Regions from separate parts of the Homo sapiens genome. Here region 2 is linked to region 1. The links are chromatin loops, found by intact Hi-C in ENCODE. Cell type or tissue: CD4-positive, alpha-beta T cell. All regions are shown on one strand.

The links. A loop is a pair of places that touch in the nucleus more often than their neighbours do. Peaks named below come from ENCODE experiments on the same cell type or tissue, not always from the same donor. Only the 100,000 strongest peaks of a DNase experiment are listed, where the experiment ranks them.
Region 2: it touches region 1 in a loop (2.6-fold over the local background); 2 of 110 quality-filtered maps call a loop at or near these places.

The regions. Positions count from the first base shown.
Region 1 is chr7:112,935,123-112,943,122 of GRCh38, reverse strand. It overlaps SAMTOR (S-adenosylmethionine sensor upstream of mTORC1), which reads left to right and starts at 3,248. Exons shown (of 5, transcript NM_152556.3): 1 at 3,248-3,532. The coding sequence starts at 3,373. RefSeq lists enhancers at 2,780-3,119, 2,774-3,290 and a silencer at 3,320-3,419. In CD4-positive, alpha-beta T cell, no CTCF peak of the experiment used is centred here; a DNase peak (open chromatin) is centred at 3,092; H3K4me3 peaks cover 2,770 bases; H3K27ac peaks cover 1,207 bases.
Region 2 is chr7:112,381,106-112,389,105 of GRCh38, reverse strand. It overlaps LOC105375456 (a long non-coding RNA gene), which reads left to right. Exons shown (of 3, transcript XR_927870.3): 2 at 4,002-4,167. Among named protein-coding and RNA genes, the nearest start is that of ZNF277-AS1, 35 kb to the right of the region's middle. In CD4-positive, alpha-beta T cell, no CTCF peak of the experiment used is centred here; no DNase peak of the experiment used is centred here.

The DNA of each region.
Region 1 (8,000 bases):
TCCTGCTCAGTGAAGAGTGTTTTATTCCAACATCCTCTTTCCCTAACAGGCATTTAAAATAATGAGAGAATTTTTTAAAACAAGATATTTACAGTAAATAAAAACCTGTCACCACAAAGTGGGGAAAGTTGCTGACATTTTCCTGGGCATAGGATATGCTCATTGAATATGGCACCAAGCCTGCTTCCTTCAGTGAATCCATTTTATCAGCAATTAGGACTGTTGTTTCACTTAAATGGAGAATTCCATTATGACTCCTCAGCAACCTTAACAGATAGAAAGCTTTTTGTAATATTGCTAACTACACAGGAGGAAAGTAGTTATAAACTCCCTTTTGTGCTGTGGTGGATAGTCAGTGGAAAAAAAATCACCTTAAAATATTTCTCAGGACATGTTGGCCTATACCTCATTTGAATTCACGCATCTTTAAAATAAAATCTGTGCCTGGCGCCGTGGCTCACGCCTGTAATCCCAGCACTTTGGGAGGCCAAGGTGGGTGGATCACCTGAGGTCGGGAGTTTGAGACTGGCCTGACCAATATGGAGAAACCCCGTCTCTACTATAAATACAGAATTAGCCGGGCATGGTGGCGCATGCCTGTAATCCCACCTACTCGGGAGGCTGAGGCAGGAGAATCGTTTGAACCTAGGAGGCGGAGGTTGCAGTGAGCCGAGAATGCGCCACTGCACTCCAGCCTGGGCAACAAGAGTGAAACTCCATCTCAAAATAAAATAAAATAAAATAAAATAAAATAAAATAAAATAAATCTTATTTTTATTTTTAAAATAAAATCTTTATTTTATAATAAAAAATTTAAAATTTTTTAAATGAAAATTTTAAATAAAACATTTTTTAAATAAAAAATTTAAAGAAAATAAAAAGATTTCATTTTCTTTAAAATAAAATCTGGCTGTCCAATTGTTATTTCTTCGGTTGCTTTTCAAGAAAGTGTGAAGTCAAAAAGTAATTTTAAAAGGTAGGACTCTTCAATCTGCTTGAACAACAACAACTAGATAGTCTTAAATAAGTTCCTTTTATTTATTCTTACGTTGGTATTTTAAGTTAAATATTATACCAATAAGAATAGCTAGTTACGAAACAGCAGGAAATTCCACATATTTATTTAAAAAATAGACATGTTTTTAAAATCTCATTAATGACTTTGTAAATTGTAATACCTACCTTTGGTAAGGGTGCAATGAAATAAACACCCATAGGTACTAGTGGACATGGCATAAACTGCTACTATCTTTCAGAAAAGGCAATTTCATAATATACATCAAAACCCTAACATGTTTGACCCTTTGCTTCAGAAATTGAACTTTTAGGAATTTAGCCTGATGGAATGTATAATTAAAGAAATGGACAAATACTTGTGTGCAAATGTGTTTGTCATGACATTATCTGTAATACAAAAAAGCTGGAAAAAACATAAATCTACAATAACTGGGAATTGGTTAATGAAATAGTAGGCTATTCATACAATAGATTGCCACATAGGCATCAAGAAATATCCTATTTGAAATTAGTATATACAAACAAAGAAAAAATGTTAAGTTGTTATCTCTCAGTCCAGATGTCTTATTTTCTTTACTCTTTTCTGTATTTTCCAAATTTCCTTCAGTGAACATCTTCAGTTAAGAGGCCTTAAAAGTTCATTTGCTAGTATTATGCTGAAAAGTTCTTTTTTAAAAAATAAAACTACAGTTCAGCACAAGTGAAATTTAATGCTCTTTTTACTATCATTGTATCTTTCGAATATCTGCACCATTATTTGCCTTCCATATGTATTAAAATATGGAAAGAGCCAAAAGAGACATGTAATTCAAGCTCCCCTTTCTTCCCAAATGAAATTCCCCCAAATAAGACCACCATATTTTCAATTTATTAGGCACTTCCGCTTAACTTCTCTTCATAATTATAAGGAGTTCTTTTGAAGTTTATATGTCCTTGTCTTTGTGTTTGATCTGTCTCTTCACTGTGCTGTAGGGACACATCTTCCGCCTTTAAATTCCATCAATCTCCCTTCACCTCCCGCTTCTCCTGTGTCCTAGACAGTGTGTATAATTCTTTGCTCTTCAGCGTATTCAATATAAAGAAGGTAGCATATAAAACAGTTACATAATGCAAGCTTTATTCGTAGTTAGAAAATCATTATCAAAATGTTACCATTGCAATCATTTCCATAGACTGTCACGTAACCAACACCTGCAATGGGGAAGTGGTACACAATCCAACACAACTCATTAGGGGCTCTCAGTCTATTCAATCTCTGACACTCCAGCAGCCTCAGTACCACTTCAGGAGCCAATGCAGTCTACCTCTCTCCAGAGAGCAGTGTTCCACCTTTCTGGGACAGAAGTCAACAATCGCGTTCCCCAAGAGATGGAAAAGAAGTGGAGGAGGGTGAACAGGTTACCAAACCCACTTAGATACACTCCGCATAGACTAACTCTCCAAATTAAAGGACAGGAGGTCACCTGAGCTGACCATAAAAGCTCAGAGTGCTGATGCGAATAAGATCAGGGAAGGCTGCTTATTAACACCGTGGTCACTACAAAAGTTCTTGAGGGCATCTGCTGTGAGTTTTCCATCGTTCCTTATTGTCCTCCTGCATCTCCTGTTGCTTTTCTTGGCCCTCTCCTTTTCGCATTTTCTATGTCCTTTGCCCAGCAGTAGTACTGCAGGCATAAACCATTGTCGACCTGAGAATTAAATTAGCATTTGGTAGCCAGACCTCTCCTTGAGCCTTAGAATGCTTGTGTGCTTGAGGTCCCTGAAGTGTAACGTCATCTCAAAGCGCAAGTAACTAAAGGGAACCTACATGTGACAAGGTGCAGCGGAGGTTCAAGCAGAGCACCCTGGCCGCATCGCAACAGATTATAAAGTGTAGGGGATGAAAATGATGGAAGACATCAGAAAGCCGAGCTGTAAAAAAGCCCAAACTAAGCAAACTGAGACGCGCAAGCGCGTTGCTCACAGCTCGTCTCCCGAGGCCGAGCCACAGCGCCTGCGCACAGAATCCGGGGAGGGTGGGGAAGAGATGAGCACCCAGGCCTGGAGCTCCCACTGCCTCAGCCTCCCTATCCCCGCAAGCTCCGCCTCCTCCAGCTGCTCGCCTTCCCAAACAACCGGGTTCGCCGCCGGCGCTTTCTGCCCATTGGCCCTTAGCCTTTTCCGTTTCCGCCCAGCCCTCAAAATCCACCAATCAGTTTGCACTTTTGGGTGAGGGTCCACCTCCAAGGCTGTCGCTCCGGTTCCTCTGCCTCCTCTGGCTGCTGCCTCCGCAGCTCCCTCCTCCTACCCCACCTCCTCCATCTGGGGAGCGTCTGCGGGGGCCTGAGGGGCGGCGGCGGCGGCGGCGGCTGCGATATGGAGCCAGGGGCCGGCGGCCGAAATACTGCTCGTGCGCAGAGGGCCGGGTCCCCGAACACTCCGCCGCCCCGGGAGCAGGAGCGGAAACTGGAGCAGGAGAAGCTCTCCGGTGTGGTGAAGAGCGTCCACCGGCGGCTCCGCAAGAAGTACCGAGAAGGTAAACAGCGCGCTGAGTGAGGGAGGAAGGGGAGGCCTCATCACCCCCAACCGCTTGTCACCTCTTCCCTCCTCCAAAGAGGCCACCATTAAAATGTAAAGGATCTGCACGTCCCCCCAGCCGCTGCTGCTCTCCCGGGCCTGGTCTGAGCCCCCTAGTCGGCATCAGACGCGCTCCTCCCCGCCCCCTTTTCTTTGAGGGCCCTTCGGGAGAGTTCTAGGCCTGTAAAGGAATTGAGTCCCCACCCCCTCCAAGCCCCTGTCCCCAGCCGGGGTGCTGAGGTTGTTGTCTCGGCACACACAAACACATACACGCTCACAGAGGAGGTGGGGGTCGCTTTTTGCAAGAGACGCCGAGGTAAAACAAGACAGGTAAAATCCATTTGTAAAAGACGAAAAGAAACCTGAGTTGTCCCTCCTTTACGCTTGACCTACCGGCTGTACCATTTGCTTCCTTATCAGACCCCCTTCCTAGTACTTCATTCCTACAACCATGCCGAGCCTTCCTCGCATTGGCTTCCAGGGCTGGGAAGCCAGCAGGCCTTTTAGCTGACTGGACTTCACATTGTTAAAAGGGGGCGGGCTACACTCGTGGCCCCCACTCCCATTTCTTAAATACTTGGTCTTAACTGTTTATTTAGGCGATGAGGAAGAGATCTGGGCAGGTTCTGAAAATACCGTTTGTATTGGAAGCCTCCTAAAGACACCTGCCGATAAAGCCCACCCTCGGCTTCCATGGATGGGGTTCCGGTGAGAACCCCCTCTGTGGAAGCTCATAGGGGAAGAAGCCTTAGTGGCTTTTGCCTGTGCCTGAAGAGTGTTTATAGTTGGAGTCTACAGTTATCCTTGATATCTTTAAATATAGGCTTTTGTACACAGCTGTTTTATAAGATTTTGACAGTGAAAATTCTGTTTTCATAGGCTTGGGAGAGAGACTTCTCCTGAGTATCGAAATGAGGAAAGCTTTCCACTGGTTCTCATTTTAGCTTAATTGCAAACTGAAAAGTCAGCAGCCTTCTGGTGTTAGTCCTATACTTAGTTAATAATTTAGGATTAGAAGGAAAATTATGGCAGTGAAGGAATACAGACAGGTAAGATCATGTTACTGTTGATTTATACACACGTTTCAACTACTCTAGAAAGTTAAAACTAAGTATCCTTTGTTCTTTTGAATGTAGTTGATATGTTTCATTTTTCAAACTTTAAAGGTTTCTTTCCTTAGCAAATCAAGCTTAGCTTTTAATAGAGGCTGTTTAATCATCCCCAAATGGGGCTTGTAGTTATTGTTTAACAGATAGCAATAGAAAGAGTCTTATCAGACCTACTTAGGATGGTAAAATATGTTTTTTGAAAGAATGCTACCCAAACCCACAATTTAGTCAATAAAATGAGTAGTTACCATAGCAACAACTGCATCATTCTTGATATTCAAAGAATGCTCTTACATAATGGAATTCACTGTAGATTTTATGTTATTTGGAGAGATTAGGAAATAAATGGACACATTTTCCTGCAATTTATCCTGCTATTTTGTACAAATTTAAGTGCATCTTTCTAAAGAGAAAAATGACTAGCATAGAATTCCATTTCTATTTTTACCTTTTAATAATTTCATTATTCATTTATTCATAAATGAATAGGTTCCACTCAAATTAACACACTAATGTGGCATCTCTTCAAGTGCTGTTTATATGTGCTTAGTTCCCACATGTTTAACCATGTTTTAAGCCTGAGTATTAACCACAGGAACTCTTGTTTATGAGAATCGGAAGTTACCAGATCTAGAATAGATACATGGAGTTCATAAGTGAATGATCTAGTATGCTTCTGGGGAGTTAAAGTCCTGGCAGTTTAAACATTTGAATGAGACTATTCTTTAGGCGCTTTAATACCCTGAATTTCACCGGTGATCTAGACTTCTCTAGGCTTTGCTTGAATGATATACAAAGCCCCATCAGTGAATTAGCAGAATAAGTGATCCTAATGAGCATGCTCCTTCTACCTTTATTTCTGACATATAGGCTAAATATTAGTAGTAAAAAAGTCATCTGTGAAAAACTCTGTGCACATAATAATACTAAGGAAATAATTTTTAGTGTTTTACTTTGAGGACTTAGTATTGTGCTGATGGTCCCCAGTCTGTAAACATATTTTACAAGTTCATTTGCAAGTCAGCTGTTATTGTAATCTGAAGATTGCTTAAGTGCTAGATCAGTCTGCAAAGGCCCATTGAATCAATAACATACCTGAACTATAGCACCAATAACTATGGAAACTGTACCCCTTTTATCACAATTCTTCTACCAGCAAATGCAGTGAAAATTCCAGCTTAGGATCTTGGAGTTTTAGACTAGAAGGAACCTCTTAGCATTTAGCAGTGATTCCCAAACATGGCTGATCAGCAGATTCAACTGGGTGCCTCTTAGACAATTCCTGTATTCTACCTCAGATCTATAGTTTAAGATCCCTATTATTAGGAACTGGAAATTGTCAGCCAGATATTAGAGTGGTGATCTAATAGCTTCTTCATTTTACAGATAAGTGAGCGGAGTCCTAAAAATATTAAAATAACTTTCTTGATGCTTTGGTAGTTCATTATTAATACTATACATATTTTATGGGAATAATATAGGTTCCCCACCCCCAACTCCAAACCTAATATTAGTGACTCCAAATGTTAGAATAGGAGGGAAAATGAGAAGCAGGAAGTGGCCCTAGAATTTCCATTAGGTGAAAAGTTATAAATTGATGGGAATGGATGATCCATAGGATAGGTATGATTAGCTGAGTTGGGGCTATACAAGGTGAGGGTTTTTTGGGGAGAGATGGCAGGGAAGGAAATAAGTTAGGGTAGAATAAGGAGGCAAAACAGCCATTGAATATTAAGGACAGGATAGATAGTGACTGGGAGGTTGGAGAACAGAGCCTTCTTTTCCCTTATCTCTATTAGTGGAATTGAAAATAAAACAGGAAAAACAATGAAAATAAGTTGTGTTGTTCTTTTTTGCTGTGATAAGAAAAGATTTTTTTCCACTCTTCTCCAACCATTTGCCCAACTGATGCTAGTTGATGGTGATGAACAGGCTTGGGGTGGGGAAGGGTGAACAGGGTTGTAAAGAGTAGCAGGTAGGCTTAATGCACTCTTTTCGTTTACCACTTTTTCCTTCCCCAGTTTATGGCCTGCCTTGTTTCACCACTTAAGAGATGCTGTGCCAATTTGTCTAAAGGTAAAGTGAGAACTGGAGATAAAGGTGTGTTCCAGGCAGCACTCGTATCTGAAGCAGTTACTAAAAAGAAATGGTAGGGAGATGCCTAGCAGTGGTGATGCGAAGGGGTATTTCTGGTGTCTGCCATTGATAGTTAAGAGACAGTCTTTTAAAGTGAGGTTATATTCATAAGATATTCATAAGATAGGTTTTTCACTATCTAGTGAATAGATCCATATTTATAAATGGAAATATGCTTGCACATATAGGTGTTTTCTGTCTTTGCATACATAATTTTTAAAATTTGACCTCCATGTAAACCAAAAATATTTTAAATGTATAAGAGTTATAGACAGCTTTTTAATTAAAAAAACTAGTTTCGCTTTTCAAACAGGGACTTCATTATTTAATTAGATGAGCCTGACAAATATGTATCAAATCAAGAACTGAAGTAGAGCCATGTGTGTTTTTGGTTGTCTTTGTATGATTTTTTTTTTCCATAATCGTATTCACATGAACCCATTCCTGTAATGATTGCTTTTATGCCTGGCATTTCTCTTTCTAAACTTAAAGCGTTTATGTAAAAATTCCAAGAAAATGTAAAAGGCTGCAGTTGTCAGGAGTAAAAGTACACTTTTCATTCCATTTCGTTTTTATTTTTTTAACCTATCTTATGAATATCTTTGGGACATTTTATCAAATTATTCAATCCCTGAATTTACTTGTTCTGCATACCAAACAGATTTAAAACAGTTTATCACATAAACACCTGCAGCTTATAAATCAATCACAAAAAAAAGTAAAAGTATGTACTAAACTGTTAAAAGAGGTATTCTTAAAGTCATGGAATTAGGGGGTGATCTTAACAGGTGAATTAGCATGGCAGTGTAGGATAAGCTGAAAAATATATTTGTGATTGACTATTCTTCAGCAAACACTTAAAATGAGAATTGTGGGGGAAGGGGAAAAACTTTTGTATTAAAATAATTTTAAACCAAAAAGGCTAAAAATAAGAGAATGAATGTGATGTTGGTGTTTTTCCAGAAACAAAGTTTTGAAGTTGTTTTAAAAATTAGAATGAGACTCCTTTTAATTGAACTTTTCTTATTTTTTTTCCTCAGTGGGCTTTAAACACAGCTGCTTTAAAATTTTGACCAAGTCCAAGACCTTAAGAAACTTTGAACAGATTCTTTTCTCAAGTGAGGTTTTGCTGTTTTCTTTTTGTGTTCTTCTTATACTTATTCTGATATAGAATCAGAAAGC
Region 2 (8,000 bases), 550 kb after region 1:
GCAATGGTGTGACCTCGGCTCACTGCAACCTCCTGGGTTGAACTGCCTCCTGGGTTCAAGCGATTCTCCTGCCTCAGCCTCCTGAGTAGCTGGGATTATAGGCATGTGCCACCATGCCCAGCTAATTTTGTATTTTTAGTAGAGACGGGGTTTCACTATGTTGGTCAGGCTGGTCTTGAACTCCTGATCTTAGGTGATCTGCCCTCCTCGGCCTCCCAAAGTGCTGGGATTACAGGCATGAGCTACCGTGCTCGGCCAGAATAAGGATTTTTAAGTGTGCAATTCAGTGGCTTTTAGTATGGTCATAGAGTCATACAAACGTCATTATTATCTAATTCTAAAACATTTTCATCATCCCCAAAAGAAACCCCATACCCATTAGCAACCACTCCTTTTTTTTCTCTTCCCTCCATCCCCTGGTAACCATGAGTCTACTCTCTGTTTTAGTGGATTTGCCTACTCTTGACATCTCATATAAAAGGAGTCATGCCATGTGTGGCCTTTTGTGACTGAGTTCTTTAACTTAGCTTAATGTTTTCACGATTCATCCATGTTGTAGCACGTGTCAGTAATTACTTTTTTTTTTTTTTTTGTCGCCCAGGCTGGAGTGCAGTGGTATGATCTCAGCTCACTGCAATCTCTGCCTCCCAGGTTCAAGTGATTCTCGTGCCTCAGCCTCCCGAGTAGCTGAGACTACAGGTGCAAACCACCGGCATGCCCGGCTAATTTTTGTATTTTTAGTAGAGACGGGGTTTTGCCATGTTGGCCAGGGTCATCTGGAACTCCTGACCTCAAGTGACCCGTCTGCCTCAGCCTCCCAAAGTGCTGGGATTACCATGCTAGGCTTAGTATTTTACTCTTTTTTGTATCAGGTAACCAAGTATTTTATTCTTTTTTGTACCAAAAAAAGTGTGGATGTACCATACTTTTTTATCAATTCATCAGTTGATGGTCATTGAGTTGTTTTTACTTTTTGGCTATTATGAATAATGCTGTTATGAACATTTGTGCACATGTTTTTGTGTGGGCATGTTTTGAATCCTCACTTCTCTTGGGTATATATCTAGGAGTAGACTTGCTGGGTCATATGCGAACTCTAAGTTTAACTTTTTGAGGAACTGCTAAACTGTTTTCCGAAGTAGTGGTATCATGTTACAGTCCCATAGGCAATGTGTGAGGGCTCCAATTTTTCCACATTCTCAGCAATGCTTGTTATTATCTGTATTTTTTCTTAATAGCCATCCTAGTGGGTGTTGAATAAGGTTTTGACCAAGGTTTTGGCAAAATTAAGTAAAACTAACACCACCACCAAGAACAAGAACAAGAATACCACAGGTTAATAGCAATGTAAAAAAGGAGTTCTTGTGTGGTACATAATTTGATTATTAAAAATTCCCAAATAGTTGCTCTATAAGAGTCTAGAGAAACCGTAGCATTGTATATCTGAACATGGCTTTCGGTGGGACTATTTAAAGGTCAACACTAATCTCTCCCCACTTCTGTCTGATCATACAGAGGCTTTGGAGATTCATAGGTGGCACGTATGAAGACAAATTAGTAAGAATCCTTTGGAGGGCAATTTAGCAATAAAGTTTCAGAGGCCTTAGACCCAAAAATTTCAGCTCTCAGAATTTATCCTAAGAAATTTAGAATTTATCTCTGATTCTGATCAATCAGAATTTATCTCTAGAGACACTCAAAATTTATGCACAAGGATGTTTATTACAATATTACTTATAAAGACAGTTACCAAAGACTAAATCCTTGAATCTTTACATCTTTATTCTTATCTACATTTTTTCAAATGTTCTATGGTTCCTTTATATAATTAAAGCAATTCAGTGTAAGTGTTATTTCTTAAAAACTCTATTCCATCTTGAAGGTCTAGTTTAAGGATGCATCTTTCTTCATGCCTTCCTCAGTCATCCAGTGGTTCCTCTTCCTTGGCATTTCAGGTGCATCTAGGTCTGGGTCTAAAGCAAAAAACAAGAGAGGGATTGCTTGTAATGGCAGAGACCTGTCACTAAAAGTGACTTATTAACCAGGTTTCTAACTATTCAAGAAACTGATTATACTTCTTTTGCTTACTTAAGAGTTGTGTCTGAGATCATCAGTAAGTGGGGGAAAAAATTCTTTTTCTAAGTTAGGCTGTGAAAATTCACTTTTAACCAGCTCAGAAGGGGTTAATCACACCTAGTATGCTTCCTAAGAGCATAAGATAGCAACATCCCTGAGTTGAGCCTCTGGAGTTTACTGCTGGTTTACTCCTGTAACTAAGGAGAGAAGCTATTACATGCAGACAGTGATCCATGACAAAATCTCACAAGGCTCCTCTATAGTGAGCTAATCAAATAATAACAACCTTGTAGTAATAGTTATGCTCCAACAGCCATGCAGCTTCCCAGAAACTGCTTATTAAACCTCAGAGCATTACGCATACTTCATGAGCAGTTTCACTAACAGGTTTTAATCTATAAGTTGGAACATTTGCCTCATACAGGGAGAAAATCTGTCAAAGGAAATTAAATGTGTGTGTGTGTATACATATATACATACATATATATTTATTACTATAGAATGTGGCATCGTTTTATCATCCACACAAAAATGCCTAGGCAGACAGCAAAGAGCCTCAGAGCATGCTTTTTTTCGGTCCAAATAAATAATAATGGATAATTTGTAAAGTGTTAATTATATTGAATTACAATTAGTAATATCTAAGTATGAGGTTGTTATGTGATATATTTCATTCACTGTTCAACCAACTGCTTTAATTATAATTTTGGTTATGTTTTCTGCACTAATAAAAGAAAAATATCACCTGCTCTACTGGATTATACCAACAGGCACAATAATTTTAGGAAGCAATGAACCTTAGTAGAAATTCATGAAGAAAATTTACATATACCACAATCTAAGAATATTTTAGAAAATATTGTATCTATATATTTGAATGGACTTGTAATAGGCAATTAATACTAGCAAACAAACATTCCTCTACTTTATAAAAATAACAATAAAATGTCATTAGGAAAGCCATCACAAAAAACTTTATGAAAGACAGAAAATCAGAGAGAGAAAGAAGAAGAAAGAAAGGAGAAAAAAATTAGAAAGACAAAATTCCAGGTGTCAGGGTCTTGGAACAAAATGATATTAGAAATGTTCTCCTTCCCAGGTAGCCCTCATGGCTCATATCTATATTAATGTATATGAATCGATATTGCTATCTTTTTATTCTTTTTGATTAATAGTTGAAATTATTAAAACTTTTTTCTCTTAGCTGTAAGCATAAACTGAGCAATATGAGTGAAATCTTAGTAAACTCTACCTTGGAATCTTATGTCAGGGAAATGGCCCAGAGTCAGGTGACTCTGGTTCAAAAGGACAAAAGTGTTCCAAGGTCTTTCTTGGGCCAACAGTAGTAATCTCATGTGTTGTGTACCAGAGACTTTTGATTTATAAAGATGGCAAAGGACTGGGAGGCTTGCTAAGTGCACACACACAGAGAACGAAGATTTTTCAGAGGCCAGGGTTTTAAAAAACTCAACAGGAAAAGGGGCCATCCGCATTGAGTCCCTTACAATCATCCAGACGCTGGATACTGGGTTTAACCAATCTTAGAACATGCTTTTTGAAGTCAAGAAGTAGAATATCTAAAGAACAATGCCAGGCACACCACGTGGTGCCAGCTTAGCTGATGGGTCCCTGTCAGAGGGCTTCCTGAGGGCAGCCAGGTCAGACCTGGCTCAGCAATTCATGCCTTCCTGCAACTGTGTCGATAGCTGCTCTACCGGGCCTGGCAGAATGAGAGAGAGAAGAGCATCTGCCATGCCCCCTGCCGTTTCTGCTCAGATGACCCCCACCTCCACCCCCAGTTTGTAGAACAGTAGTCCAGGAAAAATATCCTACCCCCAGGTCTGGGCATAAAGAAGGGAGTGGGTGGCTAGTCTAGGTCTTTGAGCTTCAACCACTGCACCCCTAACTGTCGACTTCTGTTTAAGATGCAGATGCTAAGAGGACTCCATTCTGATGACTGTCTATATCAAGGCCTCCTACCCTCAGGGAATTGGGTGAGCTGTTCCTGTTGATGAAGCTATGGGGCTCTCCTATGGGAGATACCAGTATTTGCATATGGGACTTGGTGCCTAGATTGGAGCTGGCTTTGGGGTAAGTGGAACAGAGACTTCTTGAAGCTCTCATGTAGATTAATCCAAGTCTCCTGGAAGTGGCTGCTATGTCTCAGCTTCTCCCTGGCCCAGTGTGACTGCCCCTCATGGTCCTTCACACTGGGGACTTCTCCATGTTATACCTTCAGCTTCCTGGCCCAGGAGGGATCCTTAACAATCCATTACCTCAAACAGATGCAAAACCCAGCAATATAGTGATACTAAAAAGACCTCCAAGACCAAATCCTGGTGAAAATAGCTTAGCCCGTATGAAGATCCCATGATTCTAAAATATACAAATAATTCATTCCTGAGCTATTAATGTCCACTGACTATTCGCTCAACACTGATGAAGATGTTGGGGATTCATCAGTGCATGAAAGAGATGAAAATCCCTGCTAGGGAGAAAAATAAAGTAGGGAAGAGGAGGACAGAAGGGGGATAGAGTGGGTTGCAGTCACAAATAGGGTGGCCAGAGGTTTCACTGTGGAAGTGCTGCGTTTGAGCAGACTTGAAAGAGGTGAGACTGAGTCATGTGGTACCCAGAGGAAGAGCGTTCCAGGCAGAAGGGACAGCGAGTGCAAAGGCCCTCGGCTGGGAGCATGGCTGGCTTGGGCAAGGAGTGACAGGGAGGCTGATGTGCCAGGATCAGAGTAAGCAAGAGAGAGAGCCGTGGAGAATGAGGTAAAGGAGGATCAAGTCGTGTGAGTCCTCACAGGGCCTGAAAGGACTTTGGCTTTTGCTCTGGGTGAAATGAGGACTCCTAGGAGCATTTTGAGCCGAGAAGAAAAAAGGCCTGACTTACATCCTGTTAGGAGTCCTCTGCCTGTAATGGGTCAGCTCACAGCACTCGCCTGGTTGGCTTGATGATGCCCACACTAAGTGCAGGTGAAGCCTCGGAGAAGGAAGAAAGGAAGTAGAAAGAGCAGCCAAGCAGGAGGAGGAGCAACAGGCACAGGAGGTGAGGGAGGCTGTGATTTGGAGCAGCAGGGGAAAACATGGAGTCCACATTTGCTGACAGTGGAGGAGTGACAGCTGGCACAGAGATGGAGGTGATGTGAACACAGGTGTAGGATTACATCAGTCTAGAGCCAAACCCCTAACCCACCTCCATGACCCTGGAGGGCTTCAGAACAACTATGATTTGACACATGAAGAAAAAGTTAAAATGTGACCAAAAGAGGGCGTGGTTTTCACTTTCTTCTTTCATGAGGTTACGTCTTGGGAACAGTCTGCCAGACATGCCTCCCCGCTTGCATTATGTGTGTCCCATGCTGGTATCTGCTTTTAATGAACATTGTAAGCCACTTTGCACATGAGCATATACCAGTTGCTACTGGTGAGATATTAAACACCTATTTTATAATCAGCCTTTGGAAAATCCAAGGTATACAGGGGAAGAGTACAAAGAAATCCCGAAAGCCTGGTGCTGAGCAAACACAGAAAATGCAAGATTTCTGATCAGCAACTTGGGACAAGTGACCAATTTGACACCGGCCCCTGTGCCTGGTGTAAAGTAGAGGATCAAAGATGTAAAGGCCCTGGGAGAGGCAGGTGGGTGGGGATGTGATGATAGGTGACTTTTTGGGGGGCCACCCTGCATCTTTTCCATTTGATTTCAAAAGTAAAGGTTATTCATTGCAGTTTCCCTCACAAAATTACAGAAGAGTGTGAAGTTTAAAAAATCCTTCCTCTCTAATCCCTCTAACCACAAATAGTCACAGTTAACAATTTGATGTTTATCATCTAGAGTTTTTTCTGCACATGTATACTTTCTTATGTATATATATTATATATATTCCTATTACATATATACAGACAAACACATATGCATATTTAAACAATGAAACCGGAGTTCTCCTTTACTTATTTTTCTCTCTCCTTCCCTGAACCCCTTACTTCTTCATGGCTTTCACTCCAGATTAGGGTGTATAGATCTGCCTCATTTTTAAAAATATTTTTTTCTATTCTAAAATTAATATGGGCTGGGTGTGGTGGCTCACACCTGCAATACCAGCACTTTGGGAGGCTGAGGTGGGCGGATCACTTGAAGTCAGGAGTTCAAGACCAGACTGGCCAACACGGTGAAACCACGTCTCTACTAAAAATACAAAAATTAGCTGGGTGTGGTGGCATGCATCTGTAATCCCAGCTACTCTAGAGGCTGAGGCAGGAGAATTGCTTGAACCTGGGAAGTAGAGGTTGCAGTTAACTGAGATCCTGCCACTGCACTCCAGCCTGAGTAACAGAGTGAGACTCTGTCTCAAAAAAAAAATTCACATGGAACCAAAAGAGTCCAAATCACCAAAGCAATGCTAAACAAAAAGAACAAAGCCAGAGGCATCACATTACTCAACTTCTAACTATACTACAAGGCTGCAGTAACCAAAACAGCGAGGTACTAGTACAAAAGCAGACACATAGATGAATGGAACAGAATAGGGAACAAAATAGGGAACCCAGAAATAAAGCCACACACCTACAACCACCTGATTTTTGATGAAGTCAACAAAAATAACCAATGGGGAAAGGATTTTCTATTTAGTAAATGGTGCTAGGATAGCTAGTTAGCCATATGCAGAAGAATGAAACTGGACCGCTAGCTTTTACCATATACAAAAATTAACTCAAGATAGATTAAAGACTTAAAGGTAAGGTTTCAAACTATAAGAATCCTAGAAGAAAACCTAGGAAGTACCATTCTAGACATCAACCTTGGGAAAGAATTTATGACTAAGCTCTCAAAAGCAATTGCAATAAAAACAAAAATTGACAAGTCAGACCTAATTAAACTAAAGAGCTTTTCACAACAAAAAAAACTATCAACAGAATAAACAGATAGCATACAGAATGAAAGAAAATATTCGCAACAAAGGTCTATTATCCAGAATCTATAAGAAACTTAATTCAACAAGTAAAAAACAAATAACCCCATTAAAAAGTAGACAAAAGACAGGAACAGACACTTCTCAAAAGAAGACAGAGAAGCAGCCAACAAACATGAGAAGTGTTCAACATCACTAATCATCAGAGAACTGCAAATAAAAACCACAATGAGATAACATCTTACACCAGATGTTATCTGTCAGTCAGAATGGCTATTATTAAAAAGTCAAAAGGCAACAGATATTGGTGAGGCTGCAGAGAAAAAGGAATGCTTATACGTTGTTGGTGGGAATGTGTATTAGTTTAGCCACTGTGGAAAGCAGTTTGGAGATGTCTCAAAAAACTTAAAACGAAACTACCAATCAACCCAGTAATTCCATTACTGGGTATGTATCCAAAAAAATTGTTCTATCAAAAAGACACACACTCATATGTTCATCACTATTCACAATAGCACAGACATGGAATCTACCAAGGTGTTCATCAACGGTGGATTGGAGAAAGAAAATGTGGCACATATACACGATGGAATATTACACAGCCATGAAAAAAAACCCAAAAATATGTCCTTTGCAGCAACATGGATGCAGCTGGAGGCCATTATCCTAAGAAAATTAAAGCAGGAACAGAAAACCAAATACTGCATGTTCTCACTTATAAGTGGGAGCTAAACCTTAGGTACTCATGGACATTAAGTCCATGGCAACAATAGACATTGGGGATTACTATAGCATGAGGGAGCAGGGAAAGGGTACTATGGTCACTACCTGCATATGGAATCGTTTGTACCCCAAATCTTAGCATCAAGCAATATACCCACATAACAAACCTGTACATGCACTCCCTGAATCTAAAATAAAACTTGAATAAAAAAAAAACTGACTGAACTTAGCCAACTGCTAAACCCTTACATCCTGAAGCCACTTGTTGTTTATTTGATGCCAATAT